Linked DNA regions of Homo sapiens: all the other regions are linked to region 3. The links are chromatin contacts, found by Hi-C or POLR2A ChIA-PET in ENCODE. All regions are on one chromosome and are shown on one strand. Each heading gives the region's core, a stretch centred on a gene start or an enhancer-like site at or near the end of the contact. The rest is flanking DNA. Distances are from core to core; before and after follow the strand shown.

Region 1 (3,351 bases), core at 825-3,324, 140 kb before region 3:
TTAGGTGGGACTGCGCCTTTCTGGCCACTAGGGACCGTACACCTCCTGTTGTTTTCATGGGGGCTGGTTTCCCTTGCTGACACGTGGCCATGAGGTCCCTCGAGGTACAGGCCGGCATTTGGACTTGTCCTCTGCACTGTTTCTTTGTTAGCATTTAGAACTGACTTCTCCTCTTCCTCCCCCATTGAGGAGCAGCACCTTACTCTGTGCAGAGTCTGTCTGTGATCTGCAGGCTCTTTGCAGAGCTACATTTCTCTCTGGAGGCCTTGCTGAGCAGCCTCCGCTGTCTAGGGCATTGCTGAGAATCACAACATCAACACTAATGGCCCTTGGGCCAAAAAGTGTTTGTCTTAAAATCCCTGCACCAAATAGCTTGTGCAATTACTCCTGTGAGAGCCCCAGAGGATCTAACTCTTAGGCTGTTTGTTCTAGCTGTATTCCTTCCCACCCCCCAAACCGAAATGACATTAAAGGATAGTAACTCCCTCCCGCAAATATAGATAAAAACCTCTTTACTCCCTAACAACCACACAACTATTTACATTTTTGTGTTTACCTCCTAGTCTTTAAGTATATGAATGCATGCAACGTCCTTTAAAAATATGTCAATCCTAGCCTCCACACCACCCAGCCGACCAGGTTTCCCAGAGGGAAGCATTGGAAATGGCAGATGGGTAAATGCACAGAGCTGGCAAATCTCCATCCTGCGGGAGGCTTGCTGTGCAATATAGCCATCGCCACAATAATGGATCTTCCTAATGATCCGGAATCACTGAGCAAAGACTGTGCCATGTTCAGTATACACTAAGTGAGCATGCAGGGAATATATGATCAGTTTACAAACATTTCCACATAAGCTTTTTTCTCTCTCCCACTCCAGTTTTGGTAAATAAAAGAGCAAACTAGACTGCTTTCTTTCTCTCTCTCACTCTCCCCCTGTCTCCCTCCCTCTTCCTCTCTGTCCCTGTCCCTCTCTCCTGCCTCCCTCATTCACTCTGTCGTCCTCTCTCTCTCCTCCTCCTCCTTCCTTCCTTGCTTCATTTCCCCCCTCATCTCTTTCTTCCTCACCCTTTTTAAAAAGAGACAGGAGTCTTGCTCTGTTGCACAGGTTAGAGTGCAGGGGTGCAATCATAGCTCACTGTAACCTCAAACTCCTGAGCTCAAGCAGTCCTCCTGCCTCAGCCTCCCCAGTAGCTGGGAGTACAGGCACACTACCATGCCCAGCTAATTTTTAAAAATTTTTATAGAGGTGTTGTCTTGCTGTGTTGCCCAGGTGGGTCTCAAACTCCTGACCTCAAGTGACCCTCCCGCCTTGGCCTCTCAAAGTGCTGGAATTACAGGTGCAAACCACTGTGTCCAGCCAGACAGGTCACTTTTCTGTACCATTCCCTGATGTTGTGAGATTAGTGAGAGTCCCTACTGTGGAACCTTGTTCACGTTGCCCTGACTCCTGATGCATGGATATTTGCTGTTACCAAAGACACCTCTGCTTTACCAAATGTTTTGACAGAGTGGAAGGAAAACTACAAGACTTCTTGCCCTCGTTTTCTTCAGTCTAGAATGATGCTGGGGTCACTGAGTCTGTAGGGCAGAGAATCTGATGTGTTTTTTAGGAAGCGGAAGGTGTCTGACACATAGATGTTTGACAAATTTTGTTAATCTGGTCAGAGTGCAGCCTAGAAAATTAAATTAAAAAGCTGCTGAGGAGTGCTGGGGTCGCATTTTGACATAGATACAAAGGCACCAATAGGGCCAAAAGTATGAGGCCAGTCCTAGGGCTGGTGAAGTTTGGATCCCCTGCCTGACATTGTGTCCTGAGCCCCTGGCCCCTTCCTGCACCTCTCCCTGAGCCGCCGGCCCCTCCTCATTCCTTCCTCTCCTTTATCTTCCGCTGTCTTTGCCTGTGCCCCCACGCCCGTGCCCTGAATCTGGAGTCTTTGTCTTAGTGCATTCTGTTTGTCTCACTGTCTTCCTCTGTTTTCCTTTTCTTGCGGGGAGGAAGGGTAGAAAGAGTGTAAGAAGCTCAAGTATGAGGAAGGGAAGGTTGCCAACTTGAGATGAGTCAGAAATGAAAGCAGTTCTGAATGTGTAAGACAATGAGGAAAATATTTATTTAACAAAAATTGAACTACCAACCAAGCCTTCAGGAACACAGCCAGAAGGTGCTGTGTAGGGAGAGGTGTGCATTAGGATGCTGGAGCGTGGCTGCCGGCGTCCCCACCCCAGGAGGAAGGGACTCGTTTCTCTGAACCTTTTTAATGGTTCTCCCCATTGTAGACAGGACTGGCTCTCCACCCCATCCTCAGTGGGTGCAGCTTTGGGGAGGCCGTGAGGCTGGTGATCTTGGGGCCTCCTATGCATCTGTGTTATTGAAGGTAACAATGTCCCTTCTACCCAAAAGTCATGCTTTTAAAAACGCACAATCTTGAATCCATTTGGGAAACATCTTTGGAACTCCAGAATGTTGTCTTTCTCAGATATGTATTGCCAATGTTGTATTACTTCATTTGCTAAGAAACATTGTCATCGACTTTATAAAATTATTGAATAATTCTATTTGGGGGAGAAGCCTGGAAGCTAAGATTTTAAAGGTTATTTATAAGTTAAGTGAACTGGCAAATTCTTAAATGGTAAATAAAACCTTTCCTACATGCTATAGGTAGTTATCTAAATCAGGGCCTAACAAGCTTTTTTATTTATTTTCCTGTAAAAAGCCAGATACTAAGTAGTTGAGGCTTTGCAGGACTGATGGTCTCTGACATAGCACTAAAGCAGCCTTGGGCAATACATAAACAAAGGGGCATGTGTGTGAGCTGATGGTCCACGGGCTGCAGTCTGCCAACCTCTGATGTTATAAGCCATTGATTTTCTACAACATATATATTTAGAACTGGGAGTGTCAGTGTTATTTTGTCATGGTTTCCAGATTAAACTCTTTCATATTGCTGCTGGTCGGTCAATGACAGACTAATTCTGCTAGCATTGACTTTCTGGGCCAGGGAATGGGGTTCCTAGATAGTGCAGTAGCTTTTTATTTATTTTCTTTTCCATTCAAGGGTAACATGCTTAAAATACAGCGTATGAAGCTTTTGGATATCCACTGTAAATTTTAAGGTCTAAAAATGAATGCAATTGTGAAATGTTTTTGCCTTAGAGAAAACGCTCTCACTGCTTTGTGTTAATAAATGCATGAAAAATAATGATGAATTAAATGCATACAAACAGATGCAGACATAATTTAGATGAGTGTATTGCAATTAAAATATTGCCCACTTTCGCTACGGAATATTCGTTGGACTTATGACCTTAGTGTAAGTAATGTTTAATAAGGAATCTGCAATGTGTAACTCC
Region 2 (2,972 bases), core at 87-2,586, 180 kb before region 3:
GCTGATACAATCAAGATAATCCTATCAACTTTAGGATTATTAGGAATGTTGATAATCCTATCAACATTCTATCAACTCTGTAATCAGAAAAATATATTTAAAATAATGCGTGTTTGTTAAAAATAACCAAACAAAATACAGAAAAAAGCAAAGTAAAAATTGACAATCCCCTAACTCCAGTGTTGGTAGTTAGGGACAGAAGAAGGGTGGAGGATGTCTTTTGTCTGTGTTACATGATTACAGCAAAAGTCACTCTTCATTCTGGTAGAGCCATAGAAATCTGGCCGAGCAGAGGCAGCTGTGCCTGAGGAGCCTGACTTCGAATCAGCTGTGTTCATCTTTGCTAACCTCCCAAAGGGAGGAAGCTCAGGAAACCACCGTAGAACCCCCTAAAAGGGGAGGGTGGCTACAGCTGAGCAGGTGGGGGCAGGCAGGAGTGGAGAGAGGCGAGGATGATGAGTCAGGCAGGTGAGATGGAGGCTTTGTAGGTTATGTTAAGGCTCCTAGACTTAGCATTTCAAGCAGGGATGTGACCTGATCAGATTTATATTTTGCTTGCATTGCTGATGGACATTGGTTCAGTGCTCATTGTACTGGAAGGGTCAAGAATAGAGGCAGGGACCCAAATTTAGGGGGCTTCCCAGGGAATCCAGGGGAGAGGTGTTGTGGCCTGGACTAGATTTGGAACATCCAGAAGGGGACTGGAGCAATGACATACCTATACCTAGTCCCAGAGGGCCCCGATCTAGCTAAGGACAGAGCGTGCAGTCTTGCAGCTGCTGGGCTGATGACATGCTGGGGAGTGTATACCTGGGAAATTCTGGTACAGAGATAAAGGAAATGCTCAAGCCTCCACCTATGAATTTGCCCGGTGATTAAAATCATACTTCCTAAGCTTTATAGAAGCCCTCTGTTTGTCCCACAAAGGGCCACTAGCACAAGGAAATACATAATGTGTTCCCTTGTCATTTTATAAAAATGTAGACTGGTGCTGCCTGCTGTGAAAATGCCAGTCAGGTTGCTTCCTTCATAGTAATCAGTGGATTCTTTTGTCCATTTCTGAGTGGAGGATTAGCCCTCTGTTTGCCCCACAAAGGGCCACCAGCACGAGGAAATACATAGTGTGTCCCCTTGTCATTTTATAAAAATGTAGACTGGTGCTGCCTGCTGTGAAAATGCCAATCAGGTTGCTTCCTTTATAGTAATGAGTGGATTCTTTTGTCCATTTCTGAGTGGAGGATTCCTTTCCATAACGTGGTGTATTTGCAGTGTTTCTCTCAGAGGAGGAGTGCCTTTCTGGTGTCATCTGTCCTGTTGGTGGCAGAGTTCTGCTGCTGAATTAAACCTTTGTGTCGGCCTTGGCCACTCTTATGGCTCTGCTGGAGGTAAAGCCAGTGGAGTGGCCTTGTGGCATTTGCTCCGAGTTGTTGCTCATTTTTCTGAGATTATCAGAGGCCTTAGAGGGAAGCATTGAGGATTTCATTATGCTCCGATAACTATCACGTTGTCAATAATATGGTTCTGATAAGAGTGATGGGGGATGGTGGGGTTTTGTGAGTTGACAGACGTGGGTTTGAGACCCAGCTCTCCAGTCAGAAGCCAGCGCCAGGCCTGTTTCTCTTCTCTGAGTTTTAGTGTCCTCAGGTGGAGGGGAGGATAATATTAATAACACCTTCCTGATGTGGCTCCACTGGGCTGGCCACGCCATGGGCACCCAGCACGGGGTGGCTGCCCTGGTTCGTGTTAACCATCAGCAGGGTTGGAGAGCTCCCTCCTTACTGGTGTTGGAGGTCATTACCTGGCGGGGGATGTGGTAGATAAAGCACCTTTTATTGTCCCTACACAAGGCAACTATGGGGTAACACAATATAAGTTATTCAGATTAGAGAAAATATGAACTCTTGCTACAGTGTTACTGCAGACAGGCACATATGGTTTGTTAGGATGACATTTAAAAAAAGTCATTTTGAGTTACAGAATAAAATCAAACAAAATTCCTTTAATCACCAGGGCTGGGATGGAAATAAGGCAAAATGTTGATTCCTTTGAAAGACAATTTTTGGGTTTTTTTTGTTTTTTTTAAAAAAACTTTATGTGTTGATGGTTTACTCTGGTCTAGTCGTTCCTACTCCTATTCTGAAAGCAGGCCTTGAATTCCTGATTGTGTACAGGATTGTGTACAAACAATCAGGAATTCATCATTCATATGAAGAAGTTCTGTTTTTCCCTCTAGTGTCATGAATATTTTCATGTACGTATATGTTATGTGACTAGTGTTAAGAATGCATGTATTATATATGTGCATGCGTCTCATTTACATTGAATGTAGCTAAAAGGAATATTTGAAAAGTATACCTTGCCTGTCTCCAATTTCTACATTTCAAGTTAAAAATGGGAAATAATCTTAGAATCCATGCCTGTGGTTCATAAGCCTGGCTCAGCTCTTGCATTCCCAGCTACTGTCTGACGAAACTCACAGGAGCTGTGAAAACAACGCTGTTTTGTGAAAGCCAAGTAGGAGCTTAGGGTCATGGCAAACTTCAGAGAAATGTAAAGGAGCAGGCACTGTGGGTTTTGTCTACCCCACCCCCCCGACCCCACTGCCTTCCAAAATTTCTTTCTTTTTTTTTTTTTTTTTTTTTTTTGAGACAGAGTCTCGCTCTGTCACCCAGGCTGGAGTGCAGTGGCGTGATCTGGGGTCACTGCAAGCTCCACCTCCTGGGTTCACGCCATTCTCCTGCCTCAGCCTCCCGAGTAGCTGGGACTACAGGCACCCGCCACCACGCCCGGCTAATTTTTTTTTTATTTTTTGTAGAGACGGGATTTCACTGTGTTAGCCCGTACGGTCTCGATCTTTTGACATCGTGATCCACCTGCCTCGACCTCCCAAAGTGCTGGGATTACAGGCGTGAACCACACCGCGCCCAGCCCCAAAATTTCTAATTGAATTTTAACCTTCCACTTTTAAGTTC
Region 3 (3,166 bases), core at 667-3,166:
CTGTTTGATTTCCTATGTTTAAACTGTCCTTTCTCCCTGTTCTCTACCTCTCAAAGCCTTCCCATCACCCTGTATTGTATTGAACTCCACATCCAAAACCATTTTGATTTCCAAGTCAGAGTCCGTCTGTTCCCTGTACCCCAAGTCTCACAGAATGTAACCTCTCTGTGTCAGTGAATTTGTTCTGCCTTAGCTTCTAGTGGATTGTTGACATGATGGCTCTTCCCTTGTAATTGTAACCATAAGGACTGCTATACCATGTTGTATCCACATGTCGTTGACATAATATTGCTCTCAAATTATTTGTTGGTTGGCAGGGCATGGTGGCTTATACCTGTAATCCCAGCACTTTGGGAGGCCAAGGCAGGAGGACGTCTTGAGCTCAGGAGTTTGAGACCAGCCTGGGCAACATAGGAAGACCCCCATGTCTATAAAAAATAAAAATATTAGCCAGGCATAGTGGCACACACCTGTGGTCCCAGCTACTTGGGAGGCTGAGGTGGGAGGATCACTTGAGCCCAGGAAGTTGAGGCTGCAGTGAGCTATGATTGTGCCCCTATACTCCAGCCTGGACAGCAGAAGACCCTGTCTCTAAATTAAATAAATAAATGTTGGTTTAATAAATGAAAAAAGGAAGGAAAACCAGCAATAGTTTTCTTAATAAATTATCCATTTATTTCCTTATATATATTTACAAACCTTTTGGTAGAAAATATTTTCAAAATGTATGTTTATTACTGCCTCATAAGAACAGTCTAGAAAATATAATTTACTTCATTCAATGATAGTGAATTTTGAGAGCCTCCATAGTTTACTACAGATCAGATGAATTGAGTGCTTACGTGAGTACCTACTTGGTGCCAGGCAATGTTCTTGGCACCGGTGATCCAATGGTGAGCAAATTCAAGTCTCTGTTCTCATGGGCTTACATTCTGGAAGTGATGGATAATAAACTAGTATGTCAACAAATGAACAGGTACTTTCAGAAAGTGATATGAGGAAGATACAGCAGGACGATAGGATGGGGGGTGATAAGGGTGGCTGATGGTGGGAACTCTAAAGGATGAGACCTGGGATCTCACACTTGGATGGCAAAGTGGAAACAGCCATGCCATCCAGAGTCAGCTGTCCAGCAGAGGGACCTGCCTGTGCATGGGCCCTACTGCAGTACATATAATCTGCATCCATGGCAGATGAGGACAGGATGGTTGGGAGTACAAGGAAGGAAGAGAGAGACTGGTTCCCAATGAGGTTAAAGTTGATTCAAGGCCAGATTATAGTTGGTCTTCTAAGTCATAGGAAAGAATTTTCAGTTTATTATGAGAGGAGTAGGAACCCATTGAGAGTTTAAAGCAGAGAATGACATAAACAGATAACATTTCAAATAGCAGTGCATACGTACATACATGTGTGTGCATGCACGCGCACACAAACCTGATACAGTAAATCACTGGACTGGTTTATCTCTTGCTATAAAAGTATTTGAAATTGTGTTTAATTGAAGGGTCTAGGTATTTGAGGTTTTACTGAATATATAGTATTTAAAGATTAATGAAATAGTCACACTTATTTATCCAATTTCCTGCTTTGGTAGGAACTTCACAATGAACTTCACACAATCAAATGAACACTGATTTCTTTAAAAATGAACAAATACTCCACTTGTACTCATAGCTTCATGAACTGAACCTCAGCAGAAGGTTGATCGGTGCTGCTTCCTGGGGTGATCTCTGTGCAGGAGATAGTCTTTCAATTCTCTTAGGCTGATGTTGTGAGATTTTAATACAAAAAACAAAGTTTCCCTCAAAGATTAAATCTTGTATATTCTTCTGTTTACTCCACCCATATGTGTCTCGAGTCACAGGCATATAGCAAGGCACTGGTGACCGCTGGTTCTCCGAAGTGAATCAGCTCTGTGAGACTGAGGCCACACCCTGCAGTTAGAAATTTTACTTGGCAATGACAGCTGTAATTTTGTCATTTGTCTGTGGCTGGGGCTGGCTCCTAAAACCCGGTGTGGATAGTGACATCTAGTGGATCTCTAGTAGATCAGTTCCGTGGACTGTCAGGTACCAAGTGAAGAAACACATTCAGCGGTGCCACATTCTAAAATTCAAAATATATTCTCTGTAATCCAGTTGCCTGTATCTAAAACATGAAATTATTAGGAATATTAAAATTTAATTTACTGTTTTTTCCCCACAGACAGAAGATCCAACCATGGAGCGACCCTATACATTTAAGGACTTTCTCCTCAGACCAAGAAGGTGAGGCTTGTGGGTATGGGTGGGTGGGGATGCCTGCCCTGCATGCTGTAGGTATAGGTGGGGATGCCTGCCCTGCGTGCTGTGGATATGGGTGGGTGGGGATGTCTGCCTTGCTTGCTGTGGTGTGGGTGGGTGGGGATGCCTGCCCTGCATGCTGTGGGGATGCCTGCCCTGCGTGCTGTGGGTATAGGTGGGGATGCCTGCCTTGCGTGCTGTGGATATGGGTGGGTGGGGATGCCTGCCTTGCATGCTGTGGGTGTAGGTGGGGATGCCTGCCTTGCGTGCTGTGGATATGGGTGGGTGGGGAGGCCTGCCTTGCATGCTGTGGGTATAGGTGGGGATGCCTGCCTTGCGTGCTGTGGATATGGGTGGGTGGGGATGCCTGCCCTGCGTGCCGTGGGTGTGGGTGGGTGGGGATGCCTGCCCTGCATGCTGTGGGTATGGGTGGGTGGGGATGCCTGCCCTGCGTGCCGTGGGTGTGGGTGGGTGGGGATGCCTGCCCTGCGTGCTGTGGGTATAGGTGGGGATGCCTGCCCTGTGTGCTGTGGGTATGGGTGGGTGGGGATGCCTGCCCTGTGTGCTGTGGGTATGGGTGGGTGGGGATGCCTGCCCTGTGTGCTGTGGGTATGGGTGGGTGGGGATGCCTGCCCTGCGTGCTGTGGTGGTTGGCTTTTGCTGAAGACGATTTTAAGTGTCCTTTGAAGTCACAACCCTTCTAACCAATTTTCTTCCATTATGTGTGCAGTCATAAGTCTCGAGTTAAGGGATTTTTGCGATTGAAAATGGCCTATATGCCAAAAAATGGAGGTCAAGATGAAGAAAACAGTGACCAGAGGGATGACATGGAGGTACGTGGAGGGCGTCAGGCCTCTCTCCTTGCCTTGAGATCATATTCATGT

What was found. Hi-C counts contacts between places; a loop is a spot of excess contacts on that map. ChIA-PET counts read pairs that join two places held with the same protein, here RNA polymerase II (POLR2A). Pooled maps may share reads with other maps.
Region 1: a map of chondrocyte shows a loop between it and region 3 (4-fold over the local background). The contact joins two enhancer-like sites. A Hi-C loop is called at or near these places in 37 of 168 maps with a recorded cell type or tissue (CD4-positive, alpha-beta T cell, CD4-positive, alpha-beta memory T cell, CD8-positive, alpha-beta T cell and 25 more), 14 of 37 single-sample maps with no recorded cell type and 34 of 50 pooled maps. POLR2A ChIA-PET finds 5 or more read pairs at or near these places in 2 of 52 experiments (MCF 10A and naive thymus-derived CD8-positive, alpha-beta T cell).
Region 2: a loop to region 3 is called in a map of endothelial cell of umbilical vein, with 6 times the contacts of the local background. The contact joins two enhancer-like sites. A Hi-C loop is called at or near these places in 24 of 168 maps with a recorded cell type or tissue (GM12878, HCT116, IMR-90 and 18 more), 10 of 37 single-sample maps with no recorded cell type and 34 of 50 pooled maps. POLR2A ChIA-PET finds 5 or more read pairs at or near these places in 3 of 52 experiments (AG04450, BJ and HEK293).

The regions. Positions count from the first base shown.
Region 1 is chr18:58,175,273-58,178,623 of GRCh38, forward strand. The region is part of intron 2 of NEDD4L (NEDD4 like E3 ubiquitin protein ligase); the gene reads left to right. Among named protein-coding and RNA genes, the nearest start is that of NEDD4L, 130 kb to the left of the region's middle. Within about 2 kb of position 2,075, at least 7 of the 41 ENCODE cell types and tissues checked have a DNase peak (open chromatin) inside an H3K27ac peak, as active enhancers do; they include stomach, where a contact is called at or near this core.
Region 2 is chr18:58,139,420-58,142,391 of GRCh38, forward strand. The region is part of intron 1 of NEDD4L (NEDD4 like E3 ubiquitin protein ligase); the gene reads left to right. Among named protein-coding and RNA genes, the nearest start is that of NEDD4L, 97 kb to the left of the region's middle. Within about 2 kb of position 1,337, at least 2 of the 41 ENCODE cell types and tissues checked have a DNase peak (open chromatin) inside an H3K27ac peak, as active enhancers do; they include body of pancreas, where a contact is called at or near this core.
Region 3 is chr18:58,320,220-58,323,385 of GRCh38, forward strand. NEDD4L (NEDD4 like E3 ubiquitin protein ligase) reads left to right here. Exons shown (of 31, transcript NM_001144967.3): 7 at 2,206-2,267; 8 at 3,013-3,115. Among named protein-coding and RNA genes, the nearest start is that of MIR122HG, 120 kb to the right of the region's middle. Within about 2 kb of position 1,917, at least 13 of the 41 ENCODE cell types and tissues checked have a DNase peak (open chromatin) inside an H3K27ac peak, as active enhancers do; they include body of pancreas and stomach, where a contact is called at or near this core.